3 separate regions of the Homo sapiens genome follow, and regions 1 and 2 are each linked to region 3. Evidence: chromatin contacts called from ENCODE Hi-C data. All regions are on one chromosome and are shown on one strand. The core of a region is the stretch at or near the end of the contact, and the rest is flanking DNA. Distances in the headings are between cores, read along the strand shown. Region 1 holds the start of CDON (cell adhesion associated, oncogene regulated). Region 2 holds the start of RPUSD4 (RNA pseudouridine synthase D4). Region 3 holds the start of APLP2 (amyloid beta precursor like protein 2).

Evidence for each region. A loop is a pair of places that touch in the nucleus more often than their neighbours do. Pooled maps may share reads with other maps.
Region 1: a loop to region 3 is called in a map of naive thymus-derived CD4-positive, alpha-beta T cell, with 39 times the contacts of the local background. The contact joins the promoter of CDON here to the promoter of APLP2 in region 3. A Hi-C loop is called at or near these places in 1 of 168 maps with a recorded cell type or tissue (naive thymus-derived CD4-positive, alpha-beta T cell), 2 of 37 single-sample maps with no recorded cell type and 5 of 50 pooled maps.
Region 2: a pooled map shows a loop between it and region 3 (13-fold over the local background). The contact joins the promoter of RPUSD4 here to the promoter of APLP2 in region 3. A Hi-C loop is called at or near these places in 5 of 50 pooled maps.

What each region holds. Positions count from the first base shown.
Region 1 is chr11:126,061,446-126,064,145 of GRCh38, reverse strand. It overlaps CDON (cell adhesion associated, oncogene regulated), which reads left to right and starts at 1,280. Exons shown (of 20, transcript NM_001378964.1): 1 at 1,280-1,567. RefSeq lists silencers at 693-782, 853-1,522.
Region 2 is chr11:126,210,318-126,213,272 of GRCh38, reverse strand. RPUSD4 (RNA pseudouridine synthase D4) reads left to right here and starts at 1,623. Exons shown (of 7, transcript NM_032795.3): 1 at 1,623-1,823; 2 at 2,218-2,383. The coding sequence starts at 1,635. FAM118B (family with sequence similarity 118 member B) reads right to left here and starts at 1,491. Exons shown (of 9, transcript NM_024556.4): 1 at 1,443-1,491. RefSeq lists an enhancer at 1,609-1,838.
Region 3 is chr11:130,068,558-130,071,469 of GRCh38, reverse strand. It overlaps APLP2 (amyloid beta precursor like protein 2), which reads right to left and starts at 1,576. Exons shown (of 17, transcript NM_001142276.2): 1 at 1,388-1,576. The coding sequence starts at 1,492. LOC107984432 (a long non-coding RNA gene) reads left to right here and starts at 1,821. Exons shown (of 2, transcript XR_001748444.2): 1 at 1,821-2,006; 2 at 2,357-2,912. RefSeq lists silencers at 688-1,147, 1,218-1,347, 1,738-1,967 and enhancers at 1,884-2,384, 2,385-2,885.

The DNA.
Region 1 (2,700 bases), core at 31-2,530, 4.0 Mb after region 3:
GTTTTTTTTTTCCGTCCTGTACTGACTTTCTTTCCAGGGGCTTTACAAAAACCCTGAATCTAGCTAATGCAGAAAGCTAACCTGCTTGAACAATACCACACTTTCAAAGCATTTCTTTTTAAAATTCACGTAAGAAGGTAAGGGAGGACTGGCATATTTCTCCTGAAGTTCAGTACTGAGTATTTATAAACTTAACTATTATTAGGGATCCTTTTGTAGTTAAGCTAATAGTAAGTAATGATGATGGGGAAAAAAAAGAGCTAACTGCTAATAATAACAATTTATAAAGAAGTTACAGTCCTTGAATGCCCACTGAGTGGCAGGTGCTTTTCACAAAGTATCGTATTTACGCTTCACAGCAACATTTTGAATAGAAATTTATTTTTCCTTTTTCTGTTTGAACAACTGAAGTTCATTGAGTTCAGATAACTTGGGGCAGGTCCAACGGACGAGTTGGAAAGACTCTGGGGCCAAAGGCTCACACCACGCCTCTCCTAGCCCCTGAGTTTTGCTACCTGCTTGCGTTTATGTGCAGGCAGGGCGGGTGGGTGGTGGTGGGGGAATCAGATGAAGCTGCCTAAGGAATTAAACATGGAAAGTGGTGGAAAGGCGAAGGAGGTATAAGCGGTGGGCCGCTGGAACCCTAAGAGAGACCAGGCAAGAACCGGGAGAAGGGATGCACCCGTTGGCGGCTCAGAGAACTTAGGTAGAGGCGAGGGGCGGGGCGGGGCGAGGGGCGGGGCCTGAACGAGGCTAGGGCGGGGCCCGAACGAGGCTAGGGCGGGGCCCGAACGAGGCTAGGGCGGGGCCTCGGGGGACAGAGTCGACCATTTGGAGACCTGCCAGAAGAGCCGTCTCTCCAAGGGAATGAAAGGTGAGGGGAGCGTGAGTGCAGGCATGATGGGAATCTCCGTGACTTGGTAAGGCAACTCACCCTTACCTGTCCTACACCCAAGAAAAGCCTCTTCTATGCTCCCCTGGGGTATCTCTCTTGCAGAGTAGGCAGGTCAATGACGAGGAGAGGGTCCTGCCCAGAGCGTGCCCCCCTCCGTCACTTGGTACGGCCCGTGCCCCCGCCGCTGATCTGGCAGGCTGCGCGCGCACACTCCGGCCGGGTGCGGGCCGGCGGGGCACAGCGGCCTCTACGGCCCGCCTCCGTCAGTCATTCCCCGGTCCCTCCTCCCGCTGCTCGCGTGCTCCGGGCCGGCCCAGCACCCTCCGAGTTACGTGCCCGCGCTCCCCGGCGGGGAGGAGCGCAGCCGCGGGGGCGCGCCCCGGTGACTCCGCCCCTCAGCTCCCCTCCCCTGAGCCCGGGAGCCCGGCTCGCGCGGCTAGGTGCGAGGAGACCCGGGACCCCACGCCCGCCCGCCCTGCCCAGCGCCCCAGCCCCGGCGTGCGAGGCGCCGCTCCCTCCTCTGCCCTGCGCGGTGCATGGAGGGGCCCGTTCGGATCGCAGCCGCCGCCACCGTAGCCGCCGCCGCGCGCGCGCGGGGGGATGACCTGGGGGTGGCTTTCCGAGCCGGCTGCAGCGCAGGAGGTCTGGAGGCTTAGCCAGCCCCGCGGAGAGGTGCGGGGGTGGGGGTCCCGCCGCAGGGTCGGAGGGAGGGGTGGCGCGCGGGCACTGGGCTTGGGGGGCCTTGGCTTAGGGGACGGGAGGTCCCGGGGACGGGCGGGCCGGCGTTCCCTGGAGGGCGTGGGGGTGCAGGGCTGCGTGCGGGGTCTGGATGCTGATGCTTGCCCGGCGGGGAGCCCCGGCGTTCCGCGTCCTCGGGGGCTCGGAGGCACCTCGCGGGAGGAGGCGGGGTGAGGTGTCAGTGACACGACGAAACCTCTTCTTGACGATGGTCCTCGGGGGCAGGTGAGATGCCGCAGAGCGGGGAGCTAGGGCGCCCGCGCGTTTTCCCAAGGGAGCCGGGTCCCTGGCCTCTCTCAATCTCCATCCCTGCAGAGCGCCCGCGAGAGACAGTGATTTATGTGTAGGGAGAAGCAAGAGAAATTTCCTGCACAATGTATCTTTCTCTGCCTTCACAAGACTCACTGACTTCCCAGCCCCAGGGAGTGTATTTTTCCTTCTCCTCTGTAAAGCTTTCTGTGGATTGCATTATCATTTGCTAAATACATTACAGCTCGCTATTTATTTCAGTCGGCAGCTTCCAGACCTTTGTTGCTTTCTCTCCACATCTAGGAATTTCAGCAATAAATCACTGAGGGGGATAGATAGACTCTCTTGCCCTTCCCTTCATTGTTCTCCCTAACCCCACCAAATCAGGTGGAAGGCTCTCCAAAAGGAGCTGTTTCCAGAATGCCTGCCCTTCCTCATCAGGACGACAGAGGGTGGCAGGTGCTTTAAGGGCAGACTGCTTTCCAGTGGGAATCCAGAATTTAGAGAACCTCATCAACAGAAAGTCAGCCTTTGTGTCCCAAACCAGACACCTTGAAAAACAGGAGGTTGGACTAAAAGCTCACATGAGATTTATTTTCAGGCCTATGCCAGTAAAGATGAAAGACGCCAAGTCAGTGAATTCTGATTCCTTTCGGCGCTGATAACATAACCCTCAAATTCCCAACTGACACTTGGCATACCTAGTGGACAGTGTCTCCAAGGAGAGGAAGGTGGGGAGGGTGTTAGAAAATGAAATGAGTTTATTGTCAGCATAATTCTAAACATTCTATGACATTTTGTAGTTCTCCCCCACCCTC
Region 2 (2,955 bases), core at 374-2,873, 3.9 Mb after region 3:
TTCATTCTTCAGGCCAAACATTGACAGAAATAAGACAATTCAAAATGTTCAGACACACCTAGCATACATTTATGATGCACTTCAGCCATCTAACAGATATCGAGTTTACTATGTGCCAGGTGAGTGGATTAAAAAAAAAAATTCTTCCAGGGACTCACAGATCAACAGCAGCTGCCAAGAGTACGCCTTGACCTGCATAACTCAATTAATTCAAACTCAAAGGAGTTACAGTGTAGGGGGAAAAGACCAGACCTCATCACTGACCACCTAGATTGTAACTAGTTTTCCTACTATCAAACCCTTTCCTTCCCCACTATCAAACCCTTTCCTTCCCCATCTGTCCTGCATTCAACTGCCAGATTCATTTCCAGAATTCCACTTTCAAGGAGTCTCTCTGCCCTACTCGAAAAGCTTCAAAGACTCCTCACTACGTATCACCTCTAGTTCAAACTCTTCAACTTGAGTCTTCTATGAGTAGCTCCACCTGATCAACTTTGTTTCTTGTTGGTACGGCTCCCTTCTGCCAAACCCTTTAGGAGGTGTAGAACCCAAATCTAATTCAACTACCTATTCTCTAATAACTCCTCAGGCAGCCTTCATTCCAAGCAGTCTTAAAAAATTGTTCCTTCTATCGTCACAGATCCATTAGTTTTCAGGACATTCTTTCTGAACTCAGCATAAGCTTTCCTCTTAACAAATGGCAGGTATATCCCAAGTTATTTTTAACACTACCATCCCAAACAGATGTTTATCTTCCCAGCCACCCCTGAGTGAAATCAGAGGGAGTCGCCTGCAGTTCGGGCAAGGGAATCCCAACATCGCATCTCGTGAGAGGAGGTATGGTGTGGTTGCAAACTATGGAGAGGAAAAATAAAGGAAACAGGAAAAGTGAAGGTCTGTGCTCCGTTCTTTCAGCTTTTTCTTTAGGAGGAGTAGGGAAGGTAGGGAGGAGACCCCCAAGAAATGAATTCTTGAGGAAGGGCAGAAAAAACACTCACAGTGCTTCCTAAGTAGGAAATAGGTGCTGGGGGCCCTGGATAAGGGAAGGGGCCGTCATCCTTAGGAGAAGGGTACAGGTTACAACGCGAAACAAAGAGGCTGGGAGTTGGAAGATGAAGGGTGGAGAGACTACAGAGATCCGGGCATCCGATCAAGAGGGTCCCCGACGCGTCCCGCAGGGGACTGGCGGATCACCGGAGATTCAGTGGCTAAGAGGGACGGCGTCGGTGCCTAGGAGGGCTCTGGGGCGAGCGTTTATGGGACATCGCTCCTAAGGGGGCGCGGGGGCGGGGAGGAGTTTTTGAGTGGGATCGTGTACCAAAAGGAGAAACGTTTCTCAGACCAGTGCTCTTCTTGAACGGAAATCCCGGGGACGCAGAAAACGTTAAACCGTTGAGGCACCGGCATTTCCCAGCCCCAGCCCGGCTTCCCTACACACTCACCGAGTCTCCTCCAAACGCCACTGCTCCAGCTGCAGCTACCGGCCGGCGCAGCCGCACTGAGCGCGCACCGTCCCCACGTGACTCGCCCAGGCCCCACCCCGCACCACGTGACCTGCAGGGCCCACCCACTCCCGCCTCATTGTAGTCGCCCTTCTCCACGTGGTCTTGGCTCGCCCCGCCCTTCCTTGTAAGATGGCGGCGCCCAGGTGGAGCGCGTCGGGCCCCTGGATCCGGGGAAACGGCCAAGGTTGCGGGAGTCTCTTCACTCTCGTCTCAAAGCCATTTTGTGCCGCTGCCGCTGCCTCTACGGCCATAAATGCCCAGAGATTAGCGGAGAAGCTCCGAGCCCAGAAACGGGAACAAGACACAAAGAAGGAGCCGGTGAGTCCAAAGGGACCAGAACTCCCTAGAGGCAGTGCGCTCATTGGTTTCCCAGACGGGGAGTAGGTAGGAGGGTCCTCTGAGTGAAAGCGTGTGAGTCAATAGCCCGGACGCAAGGTGGGAGAATGGGGAGAAGGCGGAGGGGAGGGGTCAGTAAGGGTACGGTGTTTTCCCGTGAGCTGGATCTTTGGCTACTGTCAGGCTCAGTCCTAACCACTGCGTCGGTACGCAGGTTAGACAGATGGGTATCTCTGCTCTCAAATTAGTCGAAGGCGGCGCGGGTCTGATGCAAAGATAGTCATTCCCTACTCAGATTCTCACCCAGACCTTTATGGAAGGTCTTCTCCACGGCTTCCGCACCAGGCATTCCCCACGGCTCCTTCTTTCTCCCTAGGTGTCCACAAACGCTGTTCAGCGGAGAGTGCAAGAAATAGTGCGGTTCACACGGCAGCTGCAGCGAGTCCACCCCAACGTGCTTGCTAAGGCACTGACCCGAGGAATTCTCCACCAGGACAAGAACCTTGTGGTCATCAATAAGCCCTACGGTCTCCCTGTGCATGGTAAGGACCACGCGGGAAAGGTGGAGGAACCTGCAGCTGCTTTCTGCTACAACCGAGGAAAACTGAGACGTTACTTGTGGTGCACTCTAAAGCCTTGCATTCAAATTAATTAAACTTTTGTAAACTACCGTCCAATATAAGGAACCACCGAGAACACAGAAATAAATAAATAAGACAGTCCTCCCTTTCTAAACATCTGACAGTAAGCAATTCGTAGAATACGCTGTGTGCAGACTACAGGGATCGCTGTAGAGATATACAAAGGCTGTGTGGTTCTAGACTAAAGGTTATCTTCCATCAGAACTGGGAATGAGAAAATGATACATAAGAAAAAAGGGGGTGTGTGTGTGTGTGTGTGTGTGTGTGTGTATGTATGTTGGAGTATATGTAACATACAACCCCAGAGTGACTGGAATTTAGTGGACCTTCAAATGTCTTTCAACAGATGTTGCATGTAGTTGTCAGGGACAGCTGAAGTGAATCAGGAAAGATTGATTTAAAAAATGCATTTGTGAAAGAGGGAAAAGGCCCATTTTAGCTAGAAGAAGGTAATGCTTTTTGGGGAGATACGG
Region 3 (2,912 bases), core at 327-2,826:
CAGGGATCACAGATACAACTCTGACCATTGTGTGGACACACTGAAACAATCGCAATCCAAAATCCTCTGTAGATAAACGTTAACTATTTCTCTTTAAAGCTGAACTCCTTTCTTACCCTCACAGTCACAAAGCTTTAAACTGGATGAATACAAAGGTGTTAAGCCGTTCCATCAGAGAGGCTTTTTATTAGATTTATTTTTACCCGTGGAAATACTTGAACATTCTGTAGAAGTAAATATATTCTAAACCTGAGGTCTTTAAAAGAAAGCTCTCAATTAATGCCCAATCAAATCCAGTCTTCAGGTCTCTCTGAAATTAGCTAAGTATGCAGAAACCAGTTGTAATTTTTAAAAGAGCGAAGAGGGAGAAGAAATAAACGACACCAGAACTACACATTCCAGACCAGCAGTTCAAGCACCACTTCGAGAAGGGAAGTAAAGATCAAGCTCGCCGTCTCCCTCGGCCACAGCAGGGCTCCTCCAAGGCTGCCCGCTCCGGCCCGCACCGCGGACCCCGCCGCCCCCGCCCCCTCCCGCGGCCTCCCCAACCCCCGGCCCTGCCGCTTCGCCTTTCTCGCAGCGGGGATGCTCAGGGTGCGACCTCGAAGCACAACCACTGATGGAATTCTGACACCCGAAGAGGACGATTTTTCCAACAGTTTACACGCCTTCGCGGGCACCTTCCCTACTCACTGAAACCCTCACGAAAGCGGTCAACGCACCCAGAGCGGGTTTCCTCGGTCTACGGACGCAGGCAAACAGCGCCACTTAAAAAATGCGCGTCCGCGACCCGGCCCCAGGCGGCAGAGGGAGCAGCGGGCGGCCTGGCGCGGGAGCTCCCCCGGGGCTCGCAGCATCCCTGCCGCGCGCGAAGGCCGGGGCCGCGTCCACCTGGCAACAAAGGCGAAGCCCGCCGCTCGCAGGTGGGAGGCCCGGAGCCGAGGCCCCGGTGCCGCGCGAGGGAGCGTACGGGGTCCGCGCGGGGCCGCCCCTGGAGAAAGCCCAGCCGCGGACTCCGGCGGGAGAGGAGCGCCCTGGCATTGTCCCGGGGGAGGGCGGGGCGGGCGCCCGGGGGCACTGGGTCCCCGGAGGAGGTGGCGGCGCCGCGGGCGGGTTGGGGGCTGGGTCGGCCGAGGCGGACGGCCGCCCCCAGCAGCCCCGACGCCTTTCATTTGGCCTCTGCGGCGGCTGAGGCAGCCCGACCTCCAGCGCTAAGCACTGCGCCAAGCAGGGACGGGCGGGGGAGGGCGCGCCAGACCCGCCGCAGAGCCGGACCCCCGGCGCCGCACCGCCGGCCCGCCCTGCCGCGGACCCCGCTGCCCGCCCGCAGTCCGCGCTCCTCCGGCGGGCGAAGGAGACGACTCTCCGGCGTTCGCCCGGTCCCCACCTCGATGTAGCCGGCCAGCGCCAAGGCAGGCGCCGTGAGCCCCACCAGCAGCAGAAGCAGGAGCCTGCCCGTGGCTGCGGCGGCCGCGGTCCCGGTGGCCGCCATCCCTCGCCGGGTCGCTCTAGCGCGCGGCTCTCAAGCTCACACACTCGGACTCCTCGCTTAGCACACCGCGACCCAGAAGCATCTAAAGCCAGTTCGCCGCCGCCCCGGGGGTTTTACACCAACCGGAACTGACTTCATATTACCACGCCCTCCTTCTGCGGCTCCCAATGCCGGCCCGCAGAACCCCTCAAGACCCCGCCCCCTTGCGGTCCAGACCCAATCAGGAGATGGAAGAGCCTGCTCCTCCCGCCCGGTCCAACCGCGCGCCCCCCGCCCGGCCCCGCCCCCGGCCGCGGATGGCCCCGCCCCCGCTCCGGACCCTGTGGCCGCCAGGCGCGGGGGCGTGCGCGCGGCGGGTCTGGGGCCGCAACCCTGTGGGCGCGGGGCTGGCTCTGGCCTCCGCCCCCCGGCGCGGTTATCTGTCCCTGCTGCGCTGGTCCGTCAGCCTTCAGCCTCCCGATACGGGCACGCCCCGCTCCCCTGCCCCTGCTGGGCATTCTTCAGACTCCTTTGGGTACCGCCCTCTTTTTGATTCTGGAAATGGTTTTATTAAAAACAGGATGAATTAGGAGTCCGGGACGGTCTGCCAAGGGCCGTCCCCCGAGGCAGGGGGAGGACCGCAGGAGGCAGCCATCGTCCTCCCCCGAGCCCTACTCAGGGCGCGCCTCTCCCGCCCTGCTCCGCCCAGGCCTCTCCGCCGGGTCCTCGCCTCTGAGTCCGGCCGCGCTCCGCACCCTTGGCCTCCGGTCTTTAGGCCTCTTGCCGACCCTTCCTTCCCAGCAGTTGCCCAGGCAGGGATAGAGACCAGGGGTGCAAGAACCACGCCGGCCTCACAGCCCAGGCCCCCTTCCTCGTGTGTTTTAGGAAGAGATCACGCCGCTTCTTCGGTTGAGACGCACTAGCGGGAGACCTGCTACTCTGCCTTCCTGCTCCGCGGCATTGCCACTTCAGTAGAGAAAAACGTCCTGCTGCCCCATTTAGCAATTGGCACAGCCTCGCCACCGCCAGGGCTCCGCTGGCCTTGTTTCCTTTCAGTCGCCTGTGAGTTAGGTACTGCCTTCTGAGAGACCTGGACTAGTCCCTTCAGGTTCAACTAAATGCATAACACAACCCTACCCCCAGGACGCTGACAATAGAAAGGAAGAGACTGTCCGCGGAGTAGACGAGTGCGCCTGTAAGAACTCGGGATTTTCCAGCCTTATTCTGCACCACTCTCCCCTACATGCCCAGTTCCCTGTGGGTAAACTGGCTCTGCCCGATTCCTCCAAGACGACACCTTTCCATTTCACAGCCCTTCCTAACACTCTTCTGCGCCTGCAATGTCCTCTCCCCAACATCTGCCTGTTGGAAGCGTTTTCACTGTTCCTCGGCTCAGTCGGCTGAAATATCGCTTCTGATTGCTCAGAGGGATGTTTCCCAC